Linked DNA regions of Mus musculus: all the other regions are linked to region 2. The links are chromatin loops, found by intact Hi-C in ENCODE. Cell type or tissue: heart. All regions are shown on one strand. Links, peaks and the distances in the headings refer to the core of each region. The heading gives the core; the rest is flanking DNA. Region 1 overlaps Rab5c (RAB5C, member RAS oncogene family). Region 2 holds the start of Naglu (alpha-N-acetylglucosaminidase (Sanfilippo disease IIIB)). Region 3 overlaps Kcnh4 (potassium voltage-gated channel, subfamily H (eag-related), member 4).

Region 1 (7,961 bases), core at 1,995-6,994, 340 kb before region 2:
GGAGTGTGACTATCTCGTCACATTCCTGGGTTACCTCACACAAGCCACCTGAGCTAAGTCAAACCAGGACAATTAGTGACAGGGCACATCAGGGTTAATGCCAGTGTGTCTGCCCAGAGTGTAGCACCTTCTCCACAGACTGGTAAGCAGGCCCTGGCTTTGCTAGTACACTGAGCAAGTTCTACCCAGTTGGCCTAAATTGGCTGCTGAAAGGTGCTGCTGTCCCCCTGGCCCTGCCTCTAGGAACCCCTGCCTTTTATGGTCTACTGCCTCGAGGCTTTCCTGGCCCCAAGAAGGGATCACATGAGCAGAAGTGTCTGACCTTTTCAGCCAATAAAGCACTAAGCAAGACAATTTTTGTCATGAAGTAATGCAGCGATAAGAGCATGTCTGAAACAGGTAAAGGCCACACCCAGGTTCTCAGGAAGGCTTACACTGTCTACTCCCAAGGCTAGAAAACCAGAAGATATACCCCTGGTGGTTGGTAAAAGTGAATTAATTCATGTCCTGCACTGTCCTGCCTCCTGGTATGAGTGTGTATAGCATGTATGTGTGTGTGTGTGTGTGTGTAGCATGTGTATGTGACATATGTATATGCACGCATGGTGTATTTGGGTGTGGTATATGTATATGTGTGTGTGCTGTATGTGTATGTGTGTGTAACAGGCTATTTTCCTCCCAGCCCCAAGTTCCCCAGAGATAACAACTCAAGACTCAAAATATATTTACAAATACCTAAGCCATATAGCTAATAATTTAAAATAACCCATTTATACCAATCTACATCCTGTCACATGCCTAGTTACCTCTACTCAAGGACCAAATATCTCCTCATGTTTCTCTGGTGACTCTTCCCATGCCAGGCTCTGTCCCAGAATTCTTTCTGCCTACTGGATGCCCCACCTTCTATTCTATCCTTTCCTATAGGCCGGAAGTTTTTTAATTGACAGATGATGCACCCATATAATACACAAGATATTCTCTCTACATGTGCAGGTGGTGTATATGTGCACGTGGTGTGTGTGTGTGGTATATGTATGTACAGTGTATGTATATGTATGTTATGTATGTGTGGTGTATGTATATGTATGCATGGTGTATATGTATGGGTTTATGTAGTAGATGTGGTGTATGTGTATATGTATAGGCATAATATTTTGTGCAGTGTGTAAAGGTTGTGTTGTTCAAACACTGACTTCTCTGCTCTCATATCTTGTTTCAATCCAAACACAGCACTGTAATGCTTAGGTTCAGAATCTGTCTCAAATTTGTGTAAACAATTCTTACAATTTATTCTCAGCCTTGTCAATAAATGCTGATCACACAACAGTTGGGCAAGAAACTTCTACTAGCCAAGGGAAGAGAGAGGAAAGGAAGAGTTTTGGAGTTTGGGGAGAGAAGGAAGGGGTCTGAGAAGATATCATGGAAGAAACATCTAAAGCAGAAAGCTAAATCTGCAAGTATTAACTGGGATCATGGCTGGTAGGTAGCCAAATTTGCATAGGAGTTATTTATAAATCAATATTACCCAGCTATTGAAATATAGCTTGAAATAAATCTTGGCTTCTCTGTATTGTTTTTGAAGACTAGCAAAGGTAAAGAAATACAGCTGCCAGATTAATTCACTGTTAACATTTATATTAATTAATTTTACATGTGTGTATAGTGCGTGTATGCATGTGTGGTGTACATATATGTGTGCAAGGAATCTTTCCTCCTGAACTAGTAGCAAAGATATTCCATATTTTAAATCAAGTAGCAGAATAAGTTTAAGTTGTTTGGAGTAAAGAAATCAAGTCCTTAAGAGCTAGGCACCAACATAGCTGCCCGTAGGATGAGTAACAATCTTTTCCCCTGAATGTTTGGCAATGGTGAAACTTCAGGCCCATGACAAAGGACTCCCTCAAGACCCATTCCCAGCCCTCAATAAGAATCCTGGTTCACTCACAGACCATCAAGAGTGAGCACCAACCCCAACTTCATGCCTTTCATAGAAAGGGAGCATGTGGAAGGACTTGGGGAAACACCATATTTAGTATGTCTTTTCCCAATAATACACACGAAGGGGCAGAAGCAAGCTCAGGGCCCTGGACACTACAGTCTGTGCACATGCTAAGAATGGACAAGAAACAGGACAATCAGGACATTGCTCTTCATTGTTGCTGTACTCTGGGTGCCTCAGGTCAGTAGCCACTTTTCTCTTCAGAATCTACATTAGACCATCTACATCAGAATCTCTGGAGTCTAGAACTCACGGCTTTAAAATCAGCTCCTCAGAGGCAGAGGCATGGGGAGCTCTGTAAGGTCAGAGGCCAGGTAGGACTACAGAGTGAGACCCCGTCTCAAAGAAACAAACAGAAGTAGCTGACTGACACACCTGAGCTCCAGCTGAGAAGGGAAGGCAGACAAATCCATACTGACATACATGAGCAACCACTGAGTGGGGCAGGGCCTCACTTTTCTAAGCTGAAGCCTTCAAGACACCAAGGGCTGCAGCAATATCGCCCCTTCTTAGTCCCTGTGAGGAATGTTCACGCTTCTTTTCTCTGCTCCATACCCTAACTTCACACTGCTGTCCTTCCTGGTAAAAGGTCTATCAATTCCAGCTGGTGGGTGTCTCTGGCGCTTCCTGTTTGCTTTAGAGACTTCCTCTCCTGCAGTGAGGACAGCCTGAGCAGGGAGCAGATTAGAAACCGACTGTAGGCCAGGGGTGGGTGGAGATGCAGTCACTTAAGGTTAGCTGCTGAGGACGGGTGGGGACAGGACTAAGAACTGGCTCTGCCCAGCACTCTAGGGAGGTGGTCTAGCCAGAGACTTGAGCTTGAGAAGGCAGAGCCACCTCCTGAAACTTACTAGTTAAAGAGAATGGAGCACTGGCCTGAGCAGAAGTCATTAGGTTCAAAGGCCAAGGGAGCCAGTATCAAAAGGTAGCCAAACAGAGCCAAGGACTGATACAGAGGCCTCAGGGCACTGAGGTGAGGACTGGCCCACAGTCTCAGAAGAGGGATCTTTCTTCCCAGGAAAACTACTGCTAAGACACACTTGGGCCCAGGGCAGTCTGAGAGAACTGTTAAGCTGCAGAGCTAGAGGCAACAGCAGCAGCCTGGAGTCTCCTATGCCCTGTCCTGACCTCAGCAAAATCAGGTTAGGGCTCAGAGAGGGGTACTGGGCCCAGCTCCAGTCAGCTGGTTAGTTCTGTATTCTTGGCCAAGTTATACAAGTGGTCATTCTCAGCTTCAGTTCCTTATCTACAAAATGTATTATTTAATGTTAATTGCATTGGGTTTCCGTAAAGGTTAAGTAAACACAGAGTATCCAACATAGAATTAAGAGGAAGGTAAGATTCCAAGTTAAACTACAGGCTAGTTACTTAATTAACTCTGACTCCTTGTTAACTAAAAAGGCCATATAGAGCTAACTATGTCAATTACAGAGGTAAGGTGTAGTGACTTGCCCAGGGACACACAGCAAGGTGATGGCAGAGCCCAAACCCATGTAACTTAGGAAAGGTCCCCCTATCAGAGATGGAAGAAAAACCAAAATTATCAACATAGTCACATCTACTAAGCATAACAAGTTAAAGAGCTGGTTTTCTTTTTCTTTCCTTCCTTCCTTCCTTCCTTCCTTCCTTCCTTCCTTCCTTCCTTTCGTTTTCTTCTCTTCTCTTCTCTTCTTTTCTTTTCTTTTCTTTTTTCTTTTCCAAGACAGGGTTTCTCTGTGTAGCCCTGGCTATCCTGGAGCTCACTCTTTAGACCAGGCTGGCCTCGAACTCAGAGATCCATTTGCCTCTGCTCCTGAGTGCTGGGATTAAAGACTGCCCAGTGGGAGTTGGTTTTCAATGTTTTTTTTTTTTTTCAATTTATTTATCATGGGTGTGTGTATGTACATCACATGTACATAGAGGTCAGAGAACAACTCTCAGGAGTGGGTTCTGGGGACAGAATCCAGGCCATCAGACTTGGCAACAACATGCTGCACCATCTCCACAGCCCTGAGTATGCTTCAACAAAACAACGGCTGTTAGCAGGAAAACACTTTTTTAAATTAGTTAAAATTTTAGCTAATCATAAACTTAAATAAGCACATGAACTTCTTTGTATCTAAAAGTTACAAGGTAATAAACAAAATACTAATGGCATGGAATTTGCATAAAACAATGAAAAATTAAAGATTAGAAATGGGCATACCGACAGACACCATTAATCCTTGCACTTAGAAGGCAGAGGTAGGTGGTTTTCCATGAATTTGAGGCCAGCCTCATCTACATAGTGAGTTCCAGGACTACATGTTGAAACCAAAAATAAAAAACAAAACAATATATATACAGAACCAGTTACCTCTTACATATAAGCCATTTTTATCTTTCTCTAGTAAGACTCAGAACAATACGACAAAAAAATATGTTGCCTAAATTGGAAAACAATCCAGAAAACAAAGATACCCAAATGAGCTTCTGTATACAAATATTATTTGTTCAATATATGTTAAACCTATGTTTATTGCTTAGACTTACTTAACTATGGGCTAAAGAATTGTGACACTGGGGCTGGAGAGATGGCTCAGCGATTAAGAGCACTGACTGCTCTTCCGAAGGCCCTGAGTTCAAAACCCAGCAACCACATGGTGGCTCACAACCATCTATAATGAGATCTGATGCCCTCTTCTGGAGTGTCTGAAGACAGCTACAGTGTACTTACATATAATAATAATAAAAAAAGAATTGTGAAACTGTTTAAATATTCCTGAAAGCAAGAAGCCCACATGTTTTTAATGAGCGGAAAGAGGTTACCGTGGTGTGATACTCTATCCCACCAACTAAGGCTATCTGAAGAAGGAGGAAAAGTTTGAGGGTCAGGAAAGGAGAACTGGCTAGGGTGGTAGGACTTTGGCACTACAGTACTCAGGAACATGTCTCACCAGCAGAGCAAAAACTCTGGCCCTGGAGCCAGGCACTCTAAAGTCCAGGTTGAGTTCTGGGAAGGACTTTAATGGAAAGCCATTAAGCAGCTGATTTAGGAGGAGATGCAGGAAATAAAGGGGCTTCCTTTACACAGTTACAGTAGATGACCTGGAACCATGTGAGCAGCCTAGAGGCATGCGCAGAGTCAGCTAGGTTCCCTGCCACTAGGACACACTGAACCCCCTACTTGCCTCATGTCCCATGCCTGAGAATAATCTCAATGCATTCCTCATTCTAGAAAAGACCACAGTGAAGCCTCATGGAATCCCTAAGGGCACCAACTATGCCAACTCCTGAAAGGGGGTTTAAATTCTGGAAACATCACTGTATAGCCAAGCTAAACATTTTGCCAGGAGCCACAAAAGAGTATGGTGAACTCCTGAATCCCTTTCCCTCATGTCCTGGGTAGTACTGAGGACAGACGCCAAGACAAGTCAGACTGTAGCCATCTCTTAGGAGACAGACCCCAGCTTCTAGAGTCCAGTCCTAGAAATAGTAAGAAATCCTGAGAACTGGCAAGATGGCTTCGTGGGTAAAGATTCTTGCCACCAAGACTGACACTCAGAAATTGATCCCCAGGACCCACGGGGTAGAAGAAAGCCAACTCTCCCAAGTTGTCTAATGACCTCCACACGCGTACACATGTGGGTGGGTGGGTGAACAAATATATAATTTAAAAATAACAGAAAGCCGGGCGTGGTGGCGCATGCCTTTAATCCCAGCACTGGGGAGGCAGAGGCAGGCGGATTTCTGAGTTCGAGGCCAGCCTGGTCTACAGAGTGAGTTCCAGGACAACCAGGGCTACACAGAGAAACCCTGTCTCGAAACAAACAAACACAAAAATAAAATAAAAATAACAGAAAGAAGAAATTCTTCCCTGACTGTCAAGTGCTTTCTCAGCTTTCCACCACAAATGTGTCTCTGGAGGCCATAGGGGAAGCACAGTCGCGCTAACTTTCAGGCAAAGATGGAAACCTCCAGTGACGCTTCCTCTCTTCCACCGACCCGCATTCCTCAGCCCACATCTGCTGCTCCGGCGTGGAGCACAGGTTTTCTGGATGGCAGGTAGGATGACTACTCTGTATTAAATTCTAGCTTGGTTTGGGATCTTTGGTTGGTTTTGAATGTTTTCATTTTTTTAGATACAGAGTTTTACTGACCTGGAGCTTTGGAATCCTCCGACTCAACCTCCCAAGAACTGGGATCACAGGTGTGTACCACCACTCTGTTCCCTGTGTCGGTTTTGTTTGTGCAGTTATACACTTACTAGGATGTTACTAGCTGGAATCTCATCAATACAGGGCTTGTCTCCCTCTCGGTCTCAGGAGGAGCTCTACAGAGGCCAGGAGTGTGAGCCAAGACAGCTGCCACTTCTGCTGCCCCAGACCCAGCAGGACTCCAAGAACCTCTGCTCAAGTCAGGGTCAGCGACAGCACCTGTTCTCTCAGGCGCTCACTCCAACTGACACTCCTCACAAACCCTTCCTGTCTCCACAAACAACCAACACAAGAAAACCAGCTTAAATCACTGCCGTCTTTGTTTCGCCCTTAGCTCCCAGGCAGTGAGAAGAGGTGGTATCTAAGGGGAGAGCAGGGGAGTCAGCAGTAAGACAAATTCCTCCTGCCCAGACAGCACATGCACACTGTGGCCAGAAGCTGCCCAGCTAACAAGAACAAGGTGAAAAGTTCTCACGCCAAGACCTGAGGGACAATGGTTCTTGAAGCCGGAGAACAGTCTTTCAGACAAACTTTCTTTCTTAAAATATATGATGGTGTCAGCTGAAAACAGGGTCCAATCAGACAATAAGCGAGTACAAACACGGTTCAATAAACTAGTCACATTTCTGCTCTCAGAGCCCCACATCCTACAAGGACTGCTGCAGGTGACAGCAGGAGGTTTGAGATCTTGGGAGCTGGAGAGTTGAGGATGAGAAGACAAGTGTCACAGGCAAAGGATCCCAAAGGCTGACTGTAGTTTCCCTGTGGTTTAAGCTTGAGCCTGGTATAAGGTCATAAATATTGTGACCATGCGATACAGGCCAGGCTGCTGAAGTGTGGTAAATAAATGGGGACATGGAGAACTCACGTTCTGGGGACAGCCATCTTCCAGCTGACATGATCCCACTACAAGAGCACTCCAGGCCAGCGAGGGGAAGCCTAACCGATTTCCTGACAGCTCTCAGGTCCTGGAGTGACCTGCAGCTGAATCCCTTCTTCCCCTTCCTGAGAGGCTTTGCAATGGGAGCAAGGGAATGAGGTCTTCAAGATGCCTTTCATATCTTTGTTTTTTATTTAACTGAATGAAGCAGAGTCAGGTGCACAGTGGAGTTAAGTCAGACTAATAGCAAGTCCTAGGGCCATTACTTTTGTTGGCCTCCTGCTGTGACCCTGAACTATCTAAGCCTGTAAGAGAGAGAGTAGCGCCGGGCATGGTGGCCCACTCCTTTAATCCTAGCACTCTGGAGGCAGAGGCAGGCGGATTTCTGAGTTCGAGGCCAGCCTGGTCTACAGAGTGAGTTCCAGGACAGCCAGGGCTACACAGAGAAACCCTGTCTCGAAAAAAACAAACAAACAAAAAAAAAGAGAGAGAGATTAGCACCTTCATCCAGGGCTGCTAGAAGGAAAAAAGCCCCTAGAACCCAACAACAAAGCCAGTCAGCAACCCAAGTGGGCCAGGGCAAGCCCCACCCTCGAAGTCCCAGGAAGCAAGTGGAGCCTCAACCCACCACCCCTACCCCTGCCCAGACACCTTTCAACTCAGTTTTGCGGGACCTCATCCTCCGAGGCCCCTTATTTGAAAGAGGAAGTCTTTCACTAGTTTCCTGGAACAAGGGTTGATTTCCTAGAAGACTCATAATGTTCTGTCAACAGCCCCAACTTTGAATTCCCTGGAGAGGTGTCTTGATGCCACTGAGTGAACGAACTATCACTATCCAATCTATCCAAACTATCACTATCCTCCCCTACTAAAACCTATCATGATCCTTTCAAGAACAAAAAAG
Region 2 (7,961 bases), core at 929-5,928:
TCTATCTCCCTTCCCTTCCCTGTGTATCCCAAGCAGAGAAGGGGGCCTGGGTGTCTGCCCCGACTTCTCTCCAAGTGCATTCTCCAGCCCTCCATGGCCTGGCTATTTTGAGCCCTAAAGCCTTTGGCCTCGGTATAAGTGGAGGCTTGGCAGGCTCCTCAGGGCAGCTGGAGAATGTGACATGCTGAAGTAGGCAAGCTAAGGGCCAGAGAACCGGTAGACTATGCGGGGAGAAGGCTGGGTGGGGAGGCCACTTCCCGTCTCTGAGACATACACATTCTTTCTCTGCCCTGCCCCCTACACACACACACACACACACACACACACAGGGCTGGTTTATGGCACAGGAATGTAACACCTGCTTCTCATAAGAACAGGGAGAAGAGCTGGGACATCCTGTTCATTCCATCTTCTTAGTCCACCCTAGTCTATACCCCTCTCTCCCAACCAGCAGGTCACCTCCCCTGGAGCAGTGCTCCCCGACTCCATCTTTAAATGAAAGCCCCAAAGAAAACCCTGATCCTCTTGCTCACAGGGAGGACTAACTAGAATGGCAGAGTCAAGAATCCAGGATCAAATGCTAATTTACAGTCAGCCAAGATTAGACAAAGAGGCCAAGGTAATTCTCCGCAGAGAGAACAGAGCCTGACACTATATATCTGCAGTCCCGGCCCTCTGGGGGTGGATACAGGATTGGGAGTTCAAGGCCAGCCTGAACTACATGAGACCTGGTTTCCAAAACAACACAACAAAAACCCCTTTGTTTTCAGTAACTGGGGCTAATACAACTGAGTGTTCACCTGCAGGGAAAACACATTTGGATTGCTCCCTAACCATAACGAAAATAAACTCAAACACCGGGCCTGGGCCTGGGAGCCCAAGACTCAAGGGCCTGGAACAGAAGGCTCCTGAGTTTAAAGCCAGCCCATGCTGTATAACTACGTCATGTCTTATCAGCCACAGATAAAGAAATGAAAATAAACTTAATAAAATTAAATTAATAAAAAAATTAAAAGTGGATCATGGACTTAAATGGAAGAGTTAACGCTATAAAACTTAAGAGGCCTTCAAGCTAGGCAATGAGTCTCACATGTGAGCAACAAGATAAAAAACGCAGATGTTGGCCTTCAAAGTTTTGGTAAGCTTTTGTGATTGAAGGTCAGAACCGAAGCGCCTGGAGATAGAGAAAGATAGAGAAAAGGTCACAGGCAGATACCCAGGCGGTCTGAGCTGTGCCATTCAAGGAAAGGGTGAAAGGCCTCCAAAGACTGGGGATTGGCGAAGGATCCAAGATACCCAGCCATCTCCAAGGAATGTGTGTCTGGGCAAAGGGGACGCCGCTGTAGGACCTGCTCACTGCTCCTCCGGCTCACACACCCCTCCCCACAGAAGATGGGCTCTGTGTAAAGGTAGAAGGTTGCTTTCCTTCCCTTTCTTTAAAAAAGAAAAGGGGTGCCCCCCATACCCCATGCCTGTAGTTCCCGGAACTTGGGGTTGAGGCCTGAAGGAATAGCATTGAAGGCCATCCTCACCCTTGATGGCACAGTGAGTTTGAAGTCAACTTGGGCTACATGAGACATGGTCACAAAAAAAAATTTTTTTTTTAATGTGGCACGATGGCTTAGCAGGTAAAAGTACTTGCCACACAAGCCTAATGACCTGTGAGAGTCCCAGACCCAAGTAAAGTTGAAAGGAGAGGATTAACTCCACAGAGTTGCTTCTGACCTCCACCACCCACCCCACACCCCATCATACACAATGATGATAATCAAAATGTTAAAATTTAGAATAAAGCCTAGAGCTCTCTCTGAATTTTTCTTTCAATATGCTCTTTTTAAAAAGGAAAACAGAGGCAGGCACGGCCTTTAGTGCCAGCACTCAGGAGACAGAAGTAGGCAGATCTAGGTCTTTGTGAGTTCGAGGCCAGCCTAATCTACAGAGCCAGTTCCAGGACAGCCAGGGCTACACAAAGAAACCCTGTCTGTTTCAACCCTGCAGGACTGGAAAATGAAGAAAAAGGAGAGGGAGAGAGAGAGAGAGAGGGAGAGAGAGAGAGAGAGAGAGAGAGAGAGAGAGAGAGAGAATGTGGAGAAAAGGAGAGAGGAAGATATATCAGGATGGCGGTGGCATGTGCCTTTATCCCCCACCCCATGGGGGAGGGGGTAATGTGTTCACGTGAGAGCGTGGGTACACACTGAGTCCAGAGATCAAAACTGGATCTCTTCCTCTGTTGCTCTCTGCCTTATTTGAGCCTCCCTCTCTGGCACGCTTGAGACAGGGTTTTCTAGAATCCCTGGTTAGCTCTGAGCTCACTATGATGTATAGGCATGCCCCACCATGCCTGGCTAAAGTATACACCTGGAAGACTTGTTAGTTTAAGTCTTAGTTACCTCTCTGCTGCTGTATACCCACCCTGGCTAAAATCAACGTACAGAAAAGTTTGCTCTGGCTACATTCCCAAGGGAGGGTCTATAATGGTGGAGGCGAGGCAGCAGGCAGCCAGAACCTATGTTTGACCATAACCTGGAAGCAAAGAGGGCAAACTAAAGTGGAGTGAGACGGTAATATACTCTCATCAACCTCCTGGCAGGGGCTGTCAACTGCAACGTCATGTTGTGGTGACCACCACCACCATAGTTTTATTGCTCCATAACTGTCATTTTGCTATTGTTATGGTTTGTAATATAAATATCTGTGTTTCCCAGTGGTCTTAGGTGACCCCTGTGAAAGAATCACTTGACAACCCCAAGGGGTCGCGACCCACAGGTTGAGAAAGGACCGACCTAACCGTCCTATTATCTCCCCTAAACAATAACACTAATCCGGGACCAGGCGTTGTAATACATGAACCTATGGGGGCCATTTCTCATTCAAACCACCACAGTATAGAATCTGAATCATGGAAGTAAAGGGAGAGGACTAAGACTTCCTCGGAAAGAAATGGCTCCTCAGTGGGGCTGATCAGAGTCGGGGGAGAGCAGAGTCCTTAGCGAGGCTGAGTTCTCAGAATCCCGAAGCTTCCGGTTTCCTCCAGCCCGCTGAAGATGGGATGGCCTGGGCTGGAATGTGTGGAAAGTTAGGGGTGAGGAGCAGGCTCCGTTGGGCCTGTTTCTAAGGGGCGTGTTCTTTTTCCTCTACAATTTCCAGACGCCATCCTGAGATCCTGGAACAAGCTTTAGAGATGGCAGCCGCAGGTCTCCTGGAAGCAATGACCCACCTGCAGGGGCAGCGCTCAGCCTGCCCAAATCATGTGCTGGGTGTAGGCTGCCCCCTGGTGGCCACACAGGGAAAGAATGTCTCATTCTTCACACCAAATGGTTAATTAAGGTTGTAGCAGGCTTTTCAGGGCAGGGCAGAAAGAATTCTGGGATTGTTCTGGAGTGCAAAGGCAGAGGGACAGGATGGTCAGAGACAAAAACCAAACAACAACAACAAACCAGAGCTGGAGAACAAACTGAGACCCAGCCAGCTTACTTCACACATTAGTGAAAGAGTGGTAACAGCTGTCACACACTAGAAGGCTCAAAAGGTACTCAAGGCAGATGGTGAAAGTGAGTTGTATCTGTGCCAGCACCCAGGAAGCAGTGGCAAGAGAACTAGCAAATTTGAGGTCAACTTCATCTACATAGAAACTTCCAGGCAAGCAGGTCTATTTAATGAAATCAAAAAAGGAAAAAGAAAAAAAAAAAGAAAGAAAAGAAAAGAAGAAACAAACAGGGGCAAAACCAACAGCAACAAAACCCCATGGCACACTTTTTGGTTTTTGGTTTTTATTTTGTTTTTCGAGACAGGGTTTCACTGGGTACTCCTTGCTGTCCTGGAACTTGCTCTGGCTGGCCTGGATCTCAGAGATCCGCCTGTCTCTGCCTCTTGAGTGCTGGTATTAAGGGCGACCACCATTGCTGCCCAGCTAGTGACACATGCTCTCAATCTCAACACTTGGGAAGCAGAGCTCTGTGGAATCAAAGCCAGCCTGTACACAGTGGTACCCAGAGCTGCTTGGTGACACCTTGTCTCAAAAAAAAAAAATGGTGTGGGAGTGGAGTGACTAAAGAAGAGATGGTTTAATATTTAAGAGCACTGGCTGCTCATCTTCCAGAGAACCTGGAATCTATTCCTGGCACCCACATGGTGCCTCACAAGCCTCTGTAATTCAGGTCCCAGAGGATCTGTAGCCCTTTTCTGGCCTTGCAGTCATTTGTGGTATATAGACATATATATACGGGGACAACACACCCATAGACAGTTAGTTAGTTAATTCGTTCATTAGTACCCCACTCTAGTGCACCTGTGCACATGCCGTGACTGGTATGTGGAGGTCAGAGGACAACTTCTAAGGATCATTTTCCTTCCTCCTCTTCCTTCCCCTGGGTCCCAGGGACTAAATTCGGGTTGTCAGGTTTTGTGGCAAGTGCATTTGTCTGCTGAGCCATCTCACTCTGCCCCCACCACCACCACCATTTTTTTGAGGTTTGCTCTTGTTCATACTGGTCTTAAACTCCTTGGCTCAAACTACTGTCAGCACACAAGTCCATAAAGCTACCACAATTCCCCTGTTCTAAGAAAAAAAAATAGGTGTACCTATAATCACAGGAATTTGAGATTCTGGGGCAGGAAGTTTACTTTGGCTTCGAGGTCAACCCAGTCTATAGAATGAGATTTTGTCTCAAAACAACAAGAAGAAATTAGAAAATGAATTGGTAAAGGAACATCGATTTGTCTATAGTTTGGTCTGAAGTCAAAATTTCTGGTTTCTTTGAAGACTCCTTTGTGTCATGTAATGTTTTTCTAAAAACTGTCTTATGAGAGATGTTTTGGCTAAAGCAGACCCATGAAAAGATGATTTGCTAAGAATAGACACATGATGTTCTTCTAGAGACAGCCTAAAAGGGGGGGGGGTGGATATGATGTTTTACCAGAGCATATACTTGAGAAAACACATGATGTTTCTTTTAAAAAGACATAAATATAGCCCAAGGGACAGTAGACACTGCCAGATGGTGTTGGTTCACCTTGCCATTCTTTGTTGGTTATCATTTGTCATCACTTCATAGAAGGAAACGCACCAGGTAACTTCTAACAGCTTTATGACAATGGGTAAGTCTTTTTTTTTTTTTTTTTTTTTTGAACGTACTGAACACGAGTTTTCCTTTGAAATGCATTAATTTAACAGACCACCAGCTTCCAGCATCCTGGAAGCTAAGAATGTTATCTGAAGCCTGCAACTGATTCCCAGATTCACTATAACCCACTTCTGATGTCTCCACCAATCTATTCAAAAAAGTGTTTTGATATGTGCTCCATTACTATAAAAACTTCAAATTATTTCCACATTGGAACATGGAAACTGGGTTGACCTAAAACTGTTCCAGGGCCATGGTCATTCATATTGGGCTTCAGAATAAGCTCTCAGTCCTTTTGAAGCGAGAGTTGTGGGTTTTGCTGTCAATAGAGGACAATCTCGGGTGTTACCTTCTACCTTAAGATAAGGTCTCTTCCCCATCTGTCACTTTATACATCAGGGCAGCTGTCTCCAGCGCTCATCTCCCGGGAGCACTGGGATTGCAGCCTCCCAATGCTGGGACAGCTTTATGTGGATTCTGCCAATTCAAATGAATGTCCTCAGGTGCAAGCGCTTTATCCACTGAGCTATCTTCTCACCCAGAGAAATCCTTATTTGGTTTCCAGATCTTTAGCCAGAAATGACAACTGAGACTTCTCTAATATAAACAACAGTCTGATACGAAATAAAATCCAAATACACATTTATTAGATGAGGGGTTAGAATATAGCTTAGTGGTAGAGCCAAGTCTTGGCTGGCTTCAATTCTCGTCGCTTAAAAGAGTGGCTAGATATTTGGAAGGGAAGTGACTTGCGGAAGAAAGAGGGCCGAATCTGAAAGGGCTTGGGCATGCGCAGCGTCTCATCGGGCCGAGGATGTTTCATAGGGTCACGCACCCTCCAGCCACGAGCGCGGTCAGCAGACCCTGACCAGTGTCTGAGTCCGGAAACCAGGTTCTCCGGGCGGGTAGCAGGAGCCAACCTTCAGGTCACGTGGCCCGAGGTCGGCAGCCGATTGGATGCTGGCAGCCCTGCCCCGCGGGCCCGGAGCTTGGTATTGGTTGTGAGGGGGCAGCGGCCGCGCGGTTGGCATCATGGAAGCCGCGGGGCTGGCCGTGATTCTGGGGTTCCTACTCCTGGCTGGGGGCTCTGTGGGTGATGAGGCTCGGGAGGCAAAGGCCGTGCGGGAACTGGTGGTCCGGCTACTGGGACCCGGGCCGGCGGCCAATTTCTTGGTGTCCGTGGAGCGCGCGCTGGCGGACGAGTCGGGCCTGGACACCTACAGCCTGAGCGGCGGCGGCGGGGTGCCAGTGCTTGTGCGCGGCTCCACGGGCGTGGCGGCAGCCGCGGGGCTGCACCGCTACCTGCGTGACTTCTGTGGCTGTCAGGTGGCCTGGTCCAGCGCTCAGCTGCACCTGCCGTGGCCGCTGCCCGCTGTGCCCGACGGGCTGACCGAAACCACGCCCAACAGGTATTGATGCTGTGGGTCCCAGACGGCTGGGGCAGCTGCCTGCAGCCTCGGGACAGCCACCGTTGGTGAGGACCAGCACACCTAAGTCGGGGCTGCAGCTACAGACTCGCCTGGAGACTGAGAAGGAAGTGCTGGCTCGGGGATCTGTGCCTTCAAATCTTGGCTCCCCTCTAGCTGTATATTCTTGAGCCAAATCATTTAGCTTCCCAGCCCCCACTGCTGGAAATAATGACAAACTATAGGAACTGTGAGCCCTCTTCATGAGAGAGACCAATTTTGCCTTATGGCACTGACACCCTAAGACACCACAGGATGCACAGCAGGAGCTCTGGGCATGTTGAATAAAAATGAAGTTATGTATTCACAATAGCTACTAGCTAGGGAGGTCTGCGGGAAGTTCCAGCTTCACCCGAGGTGGATTTGGAATGAGCAGGAGAGGAGGCACATTGAAACCTTTGCCCACTGTCCTGTATGCGTACTGTGTTGGGGTTAGTAGCTGCCTCTGGCTGCCTCTGAAGTGTTCCAGAGGGGTGAGTGAGGCATCCCATATGTCCCCAATAATGTGCCCCTACCCGCAGGTACCGCTATTACCAGAATGTGTGCACGCACAGCTACTCCTTCGTGTGGTGGGACTGGGCCCGTTGGGAGCAAGAGATTGACTGGATGGCACTGAATGGCATCAACCTGGCTCTGGCTTGGAATGGCCAGGAGGCCATCTGGCAAAGGGTTTGTGCCAACCTGGCCCCTCACACTCTCCTGCCTGCCTTACATACACCCCTGCCCCTGGGAAACCGAGGCCTTCCAGGGTGGGACAAAGTATCTGGCAGTATATGTCTGTAATCCCAGGACTCAGGTAGAGGCAGGAAGATTCAAGATTGAGTTCCAAGGCAGGAACTCAATCAGGGCAGGTACCTGGAGGCAGGAACTGAAGCAGAGACTTTGGAGCAACACTGCTTGCTTCCTGACTTGGTCAGTCTTTCTTATATACCCAGAACCACCTGCTCAGGGATGGCACAGCCCCCAATAGGCTGAGCCCTTCCATATCAGTCACCAGTCAAGAAAGTGCCCCCACAGGATTGCCTTCAAGCCAATCGGATGGGGGTATTTTGTCAATGGAGGCTGCTTCTTCCCGGATGACCCTAGCTTAAGTAAGGATGACGGGGGGGGGGGGGGGGGGGGGGGAGCCAGAGACTCTCCGTGGTTTGAGGGAAGCCTCTTTGTGTCCCAGAGAGTCACCCATCCCACAGACATGGAGCTGTTTCCTGGACCGTGAGCTCCCTGTAGGCTGAGGTCCAGATCTGTCTTAGTAGCAGTAGTCCCCAGCTCAGAGAGGTGGTGAGCAAGAACTTGTCCAATGACGTGGTTTATAGGTAGGGGCTCTTCCTGCTCCACAGGTATACCTGGCCTTGGGCCTGACCCAGTCAGAGAT
Region 3 (7,961 bases), core at 2,004-7,003, 320 kb before region 2:
TGCTCTTGACCATTCTTCTGTTCCCAGTCCATACCTACCTCCAAGTCTTCGGGAGAAAGTAAGACATCTCCTCTGCGTAGCCCAACAGGGCGCCATGGTCCATTTCATGCCTGCTGGATTCCATGGCTTCAAGTGACTCCCCTCCCAGAAGAGGAGGATGGGGGATGGTTTAGAAAATGGAACGGGGTTAGATGTGGCCATTCGTTGTTTAAAAAGTCCAGAGAATCCAGAGCCAACCAGTCCAGCTGGCAGCTGCTGACCCCAAGGCAAGAGGCCAAGGAGCCCAGCGCCTCCCTGGATGGCAGGTGGTAAAGCCTACCCCAGACAGGCCTAGGCCCAAGGCCAGGGTCAGTGGAATGTGTCTGACCCAGACTGGAAGCTGTGCTTCAGGAGGCTTGGGGTCAGGGGAGGAGCCTCTGGCGCTGGAGAGGGTCCCAGAGGATCAGGTTCCGAGGGATAGGGTGGTATCGTGGAAGGTCTCAGCTCTGAGGGGGTGGCCCCTATCTCCACTGTCCCAACACTGGCTGGACAGTGGACTACAGCGAGTGTAGTATTCTGGAGACCAGGTGGTGGTCCAGACATATGAGGAGAGATGCATGGTAGTCTCTGGTGGGGGCAAGGAAGGTCTGGGAGCCAAGCTGGACCAGCTGTGTGACTTGGGGGTCCCAGCCTGGCCTGTAAGAGACCCATCACTTGCCGCAGCTCCCGGCTCAGCTGAGACACTTCCTGATTGAGACGGGAGATCTGTTGAAAACATAGCAAAATGTCTCATGGATGCCTTAGCAGTAACCAGGTCACCCCTCATCCCCCACGCTACAGTTTACAAAATTCTTCAACCACTGTCGGCTCACAGCCACCTGGGAAGAAGAAAGAGCAGGAGCTATAATAGCCTATGAGTACCCCAATTTATTTCCAAAACGTTATTTGCAGCAGTGGATACTGCTGTTCCTATGTCTCTATTCCCTGGCTTTTTATGTATTTAATGTGTGTGTGTGTGTGTGTGTGTGTGTGTGTGTGTGTGTGTGTGCACTACTTGAGTGCAGGTGTTCTTCTTGGCCAGAAGTCAACATTGGATAACTTCCTTTTATTCTCTATGGTTTTGTTTGTTTGTTTGGTTTGGTTTTTGTTTGTTTTAAGACAGAGCCTCACTGGATGGTGGTGGCACACCCTTTTAATCCCAGAGGCTGGTGGATCTTTGTGAATTTGAGGCCAGCCTGGTTTAGAGTTCCAGGACAGGGGTGGGGGGGTGGGGGTGGGGAGACTGAGACAGAGTCCCTCACTGAACTTGGAGCTCACCAGCCACTTAGACTGGCTGACCGACATGTGTCCATGTGACTGTCCAAATCCCTTCCCCATCACCAGTGTTACAAACATGTAGCACTATGCCTGGCTTTCAGTGTGCACTAGGGGTCAGAACTCAGGCCTTTACGCCTGTGTGGCAGGCACTTTACCAATTAAGCCATCTTCCTGAGACTGTCTCAGATAGCTCAGGCTGGTCTCAAACTTGCCATGTAGGCAAGAATGGTCCTGAATTCTTGATCCTCCATTGCCTCTATCCCTGGAGTTTTGGGGTTACAGGCATGAGCCACTACACTTGGCTCTCTCTCTCTTGTATGAAATATAGAATAAAAATGCTCAGTCATAGCGTTGCTCTTAGCCTGTCACCCAAGTATCTTCATGAGTGATTTTTAGTGAGTACGGAATCCATTGAGAAACTTGTTAAAATGCAGAGTTCTTGGCCCCACCTGAGACAATCCAAACTGACAGAAGCCAGGGAACTTGTAATTTAAAGGGTAGTACTGATACAAACCTGGGTATGGGAATCACTGGCCTGGAGTTGAGGGAAGCCTGAGGCCATAAGCAGAAGGAGAACTTGCCAGTAACCTTGAATGGGAGAGAGCTCTAGGCCCTGCTCTGGCCCAGATGCTGCCTCTCTGGGCTGCAGGCTGTTTATCAGAACAGAGGGAAGGTGACTCCCAGGGGTTGAGTGTGGTAGCTGTGTGGCGACAGACAGTACTGGGATCCCTTGGGGAAGAAGTAGAGGCGGTGCCTAGCCTAGTCTAAGTATATAGAATATGGTCTCTTCCTGGCCAGTATTCAGCCATAAGGGCATAGGCTCTCTAAGCCTAAAAGTGCACGCACATGCACACACACACACACACACACACACACACTACATTTCCCAAGACTGGGTAAAGGTAAAAAGAGAAAGGACTTAAGCTTTGTGCATCAGACTTGTACTTGGTTGGACGGTTCCAGGCTGTAAATGGAGACCCAGTCGCAGGAGGGGGAGGTTTTAAGTGAATACTCAAGATGCAGTCGGACCCGGACCTGATGTGTGTGCACTCTTATCCTTACACTTCTGGGAAGGACATACTATTTTTCTATCATCTGTCTGTCTATCTATCTGTCTGTCTGTCTTTTCTTGCCTAGCCCTTTACCTGTCCTGAAACTCTGTAGACCTTGGACTCAGACATTGTCAGCCTCAACCTCTGCCTCCAGAGTGCTGGGATGTTTGTTTGTTTGTTTTTGTTTTTCAAGACAGGGTTTCTCTGTGTAGCCCTGGCTGTCCTGGATCTCACTTTGTAGACCAGGCTGGCCTCGAACTCAGAAATCCGCCTGCCTCTGCCTCCCAAGTGCTGGGACTAAAGGCGTGCGCCACCACCACCCAAGCACTGACAGATTATTTTTCTAACTTTTAGGTAAGTTAAGAGAAGCCCAGCATAGCTGTGGGACTTGCCCAGAGTAATTTAACTAGTGTGACTAACAGAACTCAGGACTCTGGATAGCTCTAGAACATGGCATGCTCTTCTCAGACCCCAAGACAATATTCCCCGGGATTGGAGGGGAAGAGCCAAGCCAAATTTACCTCTTGGTTCAGCCTGCAGACCTTTTCCTTCACCTCCTCTGCTGCCTCTGTGGCCAGTTCCCGGCTGAGCCTGGGGCCTGCGGGCAGAATGGGGCGAAGAGGTACAGATGAATCCATGGAGCGTGAATCCCCAAGTCCCCACACTTCTCTGTTGCCAAGGCAAGGAATAGAATGCTCTTGGTCCTTCAGAGAGGAGGGGTAGCCGACACCAGAGGCTGGGTTTGTGGCCCTGTGACTCCCCCAACCTCTGCTCTTCCTCCATGCCTGCCACTCTCCAGTTCTAGGCAGAGCTTCTTGGCATTCAAACACAGTGTCTCTTCTGTGCATGCCTTTAGATCTTTGAACAGTTGTTCCATTTTACCAAAGTGCCACGCTCTCCTGTCCTTTTTATTGTTGTTTTTTTTGTTTTGAGACAGGGTTTCTCTGTGTAGCCCTGGCTGTCCTGGAACTCACTTTTAGACCAGGCTGGCCTCGAACTCAGAAATCTGCCTGCCTCTTCCTCCCCGGTGCTGGGATTAAAGGTATGCGCCACCACTGCCCGTCTCCTGTCCTTTTTTAATTACGCTTATTTATTTACAGCTGTGTACAGGTGTGTCTCATGATGCCAGGACGACTTTCAGAAATCAGATCTCGCATTCCATCATACAGGTTCTAGGGATCACACTCAACCAGGCTTTACCATTGGACCATGTCAGTGTCTCCTTGCAATCTGTTTAAGAAGTAGCCAACCAGTCCTAGCACAAAGTCTTGCTCTCCTTCCTCCCTGTTGTAGAACTCGGCGCAGAATTCTAGAGTTGTTTATCTGTGTGCACAGGTATTGCTGCCCCCACCCCTAGCCCCCCGGATAAAATGTTGGCAGGATCTGAATTGGTTGTATGTTACTTTTGGCATGATCTAGTTTAACTGTGTACTCCTAGGATGGCAGGGAACACGTGTGATATGGAGTGGATGGGTAGATGGATGGATGGGTATGTGACAAGGTAGATGGATTGATGGGGACAAGTGGATAGACAGGTAAGTGGATGGATGGATGGATGGATGGATGGATGGATGGATGGATAAGTGGGTAGATATAGAAGTGGTTGTGATTTGAAGTCACTGCGGTTACTTACCTGAAGGGGGAGCCTGTGAGCGAGTTCTGGTGGGCTCTGGCCTCTTGCTGAAGCGGAATGTAGGAGCCTCAGCTGTGTTACTGGAGTCTTCAATGCCATCCACGATCCTGAGGGTAGAGGAGTGTTCGTCAGCACCATAGGGAGGGTGCGGGGCCAGAATAGAGTAGGCAGAGGGTCAATGAGGGCAGCAGAGGCAGGAAACTGGGGAAGAATAGTGGTCAAAGCAGAATGGGATTTGCAAGCTGTGGTTGGAAAGGCAGGGTTGGCAAATGGGGCAGAGACAGTAAGGAGCACTGGTTGGAACGCTGGGAATGGAGCCCAAAGAAGGTTCTGGAAGCCAGCAGGGATATGGGAAAGGCAAGGGAGGCTGGCATCTCACCGGGGACTGAGGTCCGGAGGTCCAAATGTTCCCAGTGGGGGAATGAGGAGCTGGGGGGGCTTCCAGGCAGCAGAGCCCCTGGGGGGGCCGTGCGGGGAGGGACTCTGACCCCGGCCAGCCAGGGCAGGGGAAGGAGTTGGGGACAGGGAAGGAGAGGAGACAAGGGCTGAGAATGGGGGCAGCTCCTCGCCCAAAAGGCTGACCAGGGACCCCCGAGGTCGTGCTGGACTGAGGTTGGGCAGCAGGTGGGGCCGACGGGGCTTGGAACCAGCCCCAGGCTCCGTGCCACCCTCGGTTTCTGTGATGGATGGCAGAGTCTTGTCTGAGGAGGAACCAAGAGTGTCGGAGCGTGCCTGTGAGAAGAGGGAGGAGCATCAGTTGTTACTGGAAAGTAGACGCAGGACCCTTCACTGGGATGCGACCTTCAGCACAGTACCCAATCCTGATCGATCCCCGGTCCCTTTTCCCTGTGGCAGAGGAGCTAAGGAAAGCTGCCCTGCCACCCAACCTCTCCACAGAACAACCCCACCCCACCCAGAAATGCAGATACCTGGGAGAGACGAGGAGACCGTGAGAAGCGGCCGAGGCCCTGTGGAGACAGTGGGGATTCAAGCTGACTCCTATCTCTCCACTCCTCTGATACAGCCCCTCCTCTAGCGAACAGTGTTAAGAGATTGAGTACATGGGACCACCTACTCCACCTCAGAGGAATTCAGAATGACAAACTGAGCCCCAAAGTAGCAAAAGACCTAAGGTCATCACATCACATCAGCCTAAAACAAGAGTGGGAACCACTGGGACAATAGCAGGGGAAAGGAACTTTGATGGTGGTGGGGGTGGGGGGTGTGTGTTGCATCACTTCAGAAAGAGACCTAAAAGAAGGGGTCATTCATAAAGATAAGACAAGGCTAAGAGGTACCAGGCAATAGTAGAAGGCTGTGAGAGATTGGCCAGGGGCTGGCTGGGTGAGGCCCAAGTGGAGTGGAGTGGGAAGATAGTATATATGAAGCAATAGAAGGAGGTAGTTGGAGTTAAGGTGATGTTTTTAGGGAGGAGAGAGCTGTAAGAGGGTAGCTGTTCTGAAGGAAGGAACCTCAGTGGGGGGTGGCAGCCATATGTCGTCTACATACATTGTTTTCAGAACCTTGGCGCAGGTTGAAGGTTAGGTCCCGGGGTAGGCCAGCCCGGAAGGCAGCTGCATATTCCGGATACAGCCGCAGGACCTCCGCCAGCCCTCGGCTGCTCAGCTGCTGCAGGCCACAGTAAGTCAGAGCTTTCACATCGGCGCTGGTCTTCAGCACACAGCTGGGGCCTGCCCCTGACCCAGGCTCCTGTCCCAACTCAGGGATGTCTGCCCCAATCAAGTCCCCCTTCCCTGTGGGTAGAGGAAAGGGACAGTCAACTGGGATGAAGGGAATATCGGTAGGAGATGGTCCATACATCTGAGAGATGATGGTCAGAGTACTTAAGGATGGTTGAAGGGAGTTAGTGCATTGGAAGAGGGAGTCAGGGAACTTGTAAGAGGCCTATGGAGAGTGGTAGGTGAGGCTGGGCAGCAGCCAGTGGAAGATGTCTATAGTGCTGGAGAAACGACCAATAGAATTGGATGATCAATAAAGAATGGTCAGAGGGGTCAGTTGAACAGTAAAGGCCAACAGGTTTTAGAGTCGTTTGGGGACAGGTCAATGGAACTGGAAGATGATGCAATAGAAAAGGAGGCGTTGGAGTGAATGACAGCCACTGATGGAGGGCCCGTGGGTTAAAGGGTGGCCAAACAGGGCAGAGCGGGAGGAAGGGCCTAGGGGGAACTGAAAGGATTAAGGAAGAATACTCAGTAGGCATTCTAGGTACTAGTTAGAGGTCTCCCACCCCCAGAACCCCAGGCTATCCCCCAAGGCCTCCGGAGAAGATCTTAGGATGGACAGTGTGAGGTAGGGGGGGTTCTCACCCAGGATGGCCAGCACCATGTTGTCCCGGAGCACCTCAAGCGAGCCAGAGCAGACGTAGTAGTGTGCCTGGAGGGCATCCCCACGGCGTAACAGGTACTCCCCAGGAGCACAGAAGGAGGTCTTGATGTGCAAGGAGAGGGCCCGCAGGCAGCCCCTGCTAGCCGCTCCAAACAGAGGCAGCTGCAGGATCTCCCTGTTCAGGTGCATAGCAATGTCAGCACGCAGCTCATCCGGGAAGTCACGCAGTAACTGTCAGAAGAGGCGGAGGTTACTCTGACCACCCCCTTGCCAGTCACTGCTCAAGTCTACAAAAGAGTTGGGCTGTCCCCAAGGCAAGGGTGCCAACTTGCCTTCTCTTTGAAATTACTCACTGGACCTTAGGGAGACTCCTTGCCTAGCCTCAATTTCCCTTACTATGTTGATCACCAAATCTAACTGCTGGTACCGCATGTAGTTGCACACACTGAGCAGCTCATAGATTCTGATGGCTCAATTCTATACAGTCAGTTCTATACAGTCAGGAGTCATCCGTGGTGTTCAATTCTATACAGTCAGGAGTAATCTGTGGTGGGTCAGACCTCAACTGGGAATTGGCAAAGTAGCAACCAATCACCTTTGTTCCTATGTTTCTGGGGGCTTTGGAACCTTTTTTTTTTTCACCTCTGGGCCTCAGTATCCCTATCTGTAAAATGCAGACTCGTGCTAGGTCTTGAATGTTACCAATGGAGATACATTTCCCTCATAAAACCACAGAGCCCCTCGGCAACTCTGTCTTGCTGATCTCTTCCTTGTTCCCCCTGGGCCCCTGGAAGGGACTCCCTCTCAGTTTTGCTCCCTCATTTCTAGCGTTCCTTCCTCATTCCTTCCCCAGCCTTCTTGAATAGCCAATCCCCTCACTCACTTCTCATGTCTACATCTTCCCACCTGCCACATCATGGTAACCAGACCCTCTCTTCCCCACCATTCATGCCTGAAAGCCCTAACATTGCATTCACGTGTATATCTACAACTAACTACCTGATGGACAATGCATCGCCTGATGGCTTAGCCCTGGACACTCCCCTTCATCCCTAGGCTCAGTTTTCCTCCTAGGTGCCTTCATCTCATCCCTTGACCCCAAGCCAGACCAGGGTAGCACTGTGAGCTGCTCTCTTGCAACCAACTAGAACTTGCCTGCTCTTGTGGATCCTTTCCTGGCAAATGCTTCCCATCTGCTTCCTCCTCCACCCTCTTTGACGCACCCGTTCTTAGAGATCTGACAGGATAAAACTGCAAACTCAAGGCTATCTGCTCTTGGGGCTGCAGCTGCTGAGCACCAACTCTGGCACTGCACCCCTCCCAGCACAGCCTCCGCTCTCTGGAGCTCACTTTACTACTTTCATATCCTTGAGCTCGTTTGCTCTACTTTACCAGCACTCAGGAACCTAGGTTGCTTCTTCTTCTTCTTCTTCTTCTTCTTCTTTTTTTTTTTTTTTTTTTTTTTTAGCCTGGAATGGTCTTATGGTAGACTGATTCTCTTGACCATCTTCCTTGTCCCCTCTGCCATCTTCCTTGTCCCTCTGGGCTCAGACACAATGAGGGCCCTACTTCAGGAACTCACTCCTGCATGGTTCCAATCATTACGTGTTTCTCTATACCGGGCTCCCTCTCCC

Evidence for each region. Peaks named below come from ENCODE experiments on the same cell type or tissue, not always from the same donor. Only the 100,000 strongest peaks of a DNase experiment are listed, where the experiment ranks them.
Region 1: a loop joins it to region 2, with 2.2 times the contacts of the local background. A loop is called at or near these places in 6 of 42 quality-filtered maps.
Region 3: a loop joins it to region 2, with 2.2 times the contacts of the local background. A loop is called at or near these places in 2 of 42 quality-filtered maps.

Annotation. Positions count from the first base shown.
Region 1 is chr11:100,722,433-100,730,393 of GRCm38, forward strand. The region is part of intron 1 of Rab5c (RAB5C, member RAS oncogene family); the gene reads right to left. Among named protein-coding and RNA genes, the nearest start is that of Rab5c, 12 kb to the right of the region's middle. In heart, for the core only: a CTCF peak has its summit at 4,683 (motif pointing left); a DNase peak (open chromatin) is centred at 2,689; H3K27ac peaks cover 1,237 bases.
Region 2 is chr11:101,063,970-101,071,930 of GRCm38, forward strand. It overlaps Naglu (alpha-N-acetylglucosaminidase (Sanfilippo disease IIIB)), which reads left to right and starts at 6,125. Exons shown (of 6, transcript NM_013792.2): 1 at 6,125-6,532; 2 at 7,111-7,258; 3 at 7,927-7,961. The coding sequence starts at 6,156. In heart, for the core only: a CTCF peak has its summit at 3,278 (motif pointing left); a DNase peak (open chromatin) is centred at 3,122; H3K4me3 peaks cover 1,156 bases; H3K27ac peaks cover 2,850 bases.
Region 3 is chr11:100,741,255-100,749,215 of GRCm38, forward strand. It overlaps Kcnh4 (potassium voltage-gated channel, subfamily H (eag-related), member 4), which reads right to left. Exons shown (of 17, transcript NM_001081194.2): 10 at 6,309-6,558; 11 at 5,491-5,735; 12 at 4,911-4,949; 13 at 4,361-4,713; 14 at 3,982-4,088; 15 at 2,870-2,946; 16 at 39-744. The coding sequence ends at 349. Among named protein-coding and RNA genes, the nearest start is that of Rab5c, 7.0 kb to the left of the region's middle. In heart, for the core only: a CTCF peak has its summit at 3,988 (motif pointing right); no DNase peak of the experiment used is centred there; H3K27me3 peaks cover 3,008 bases.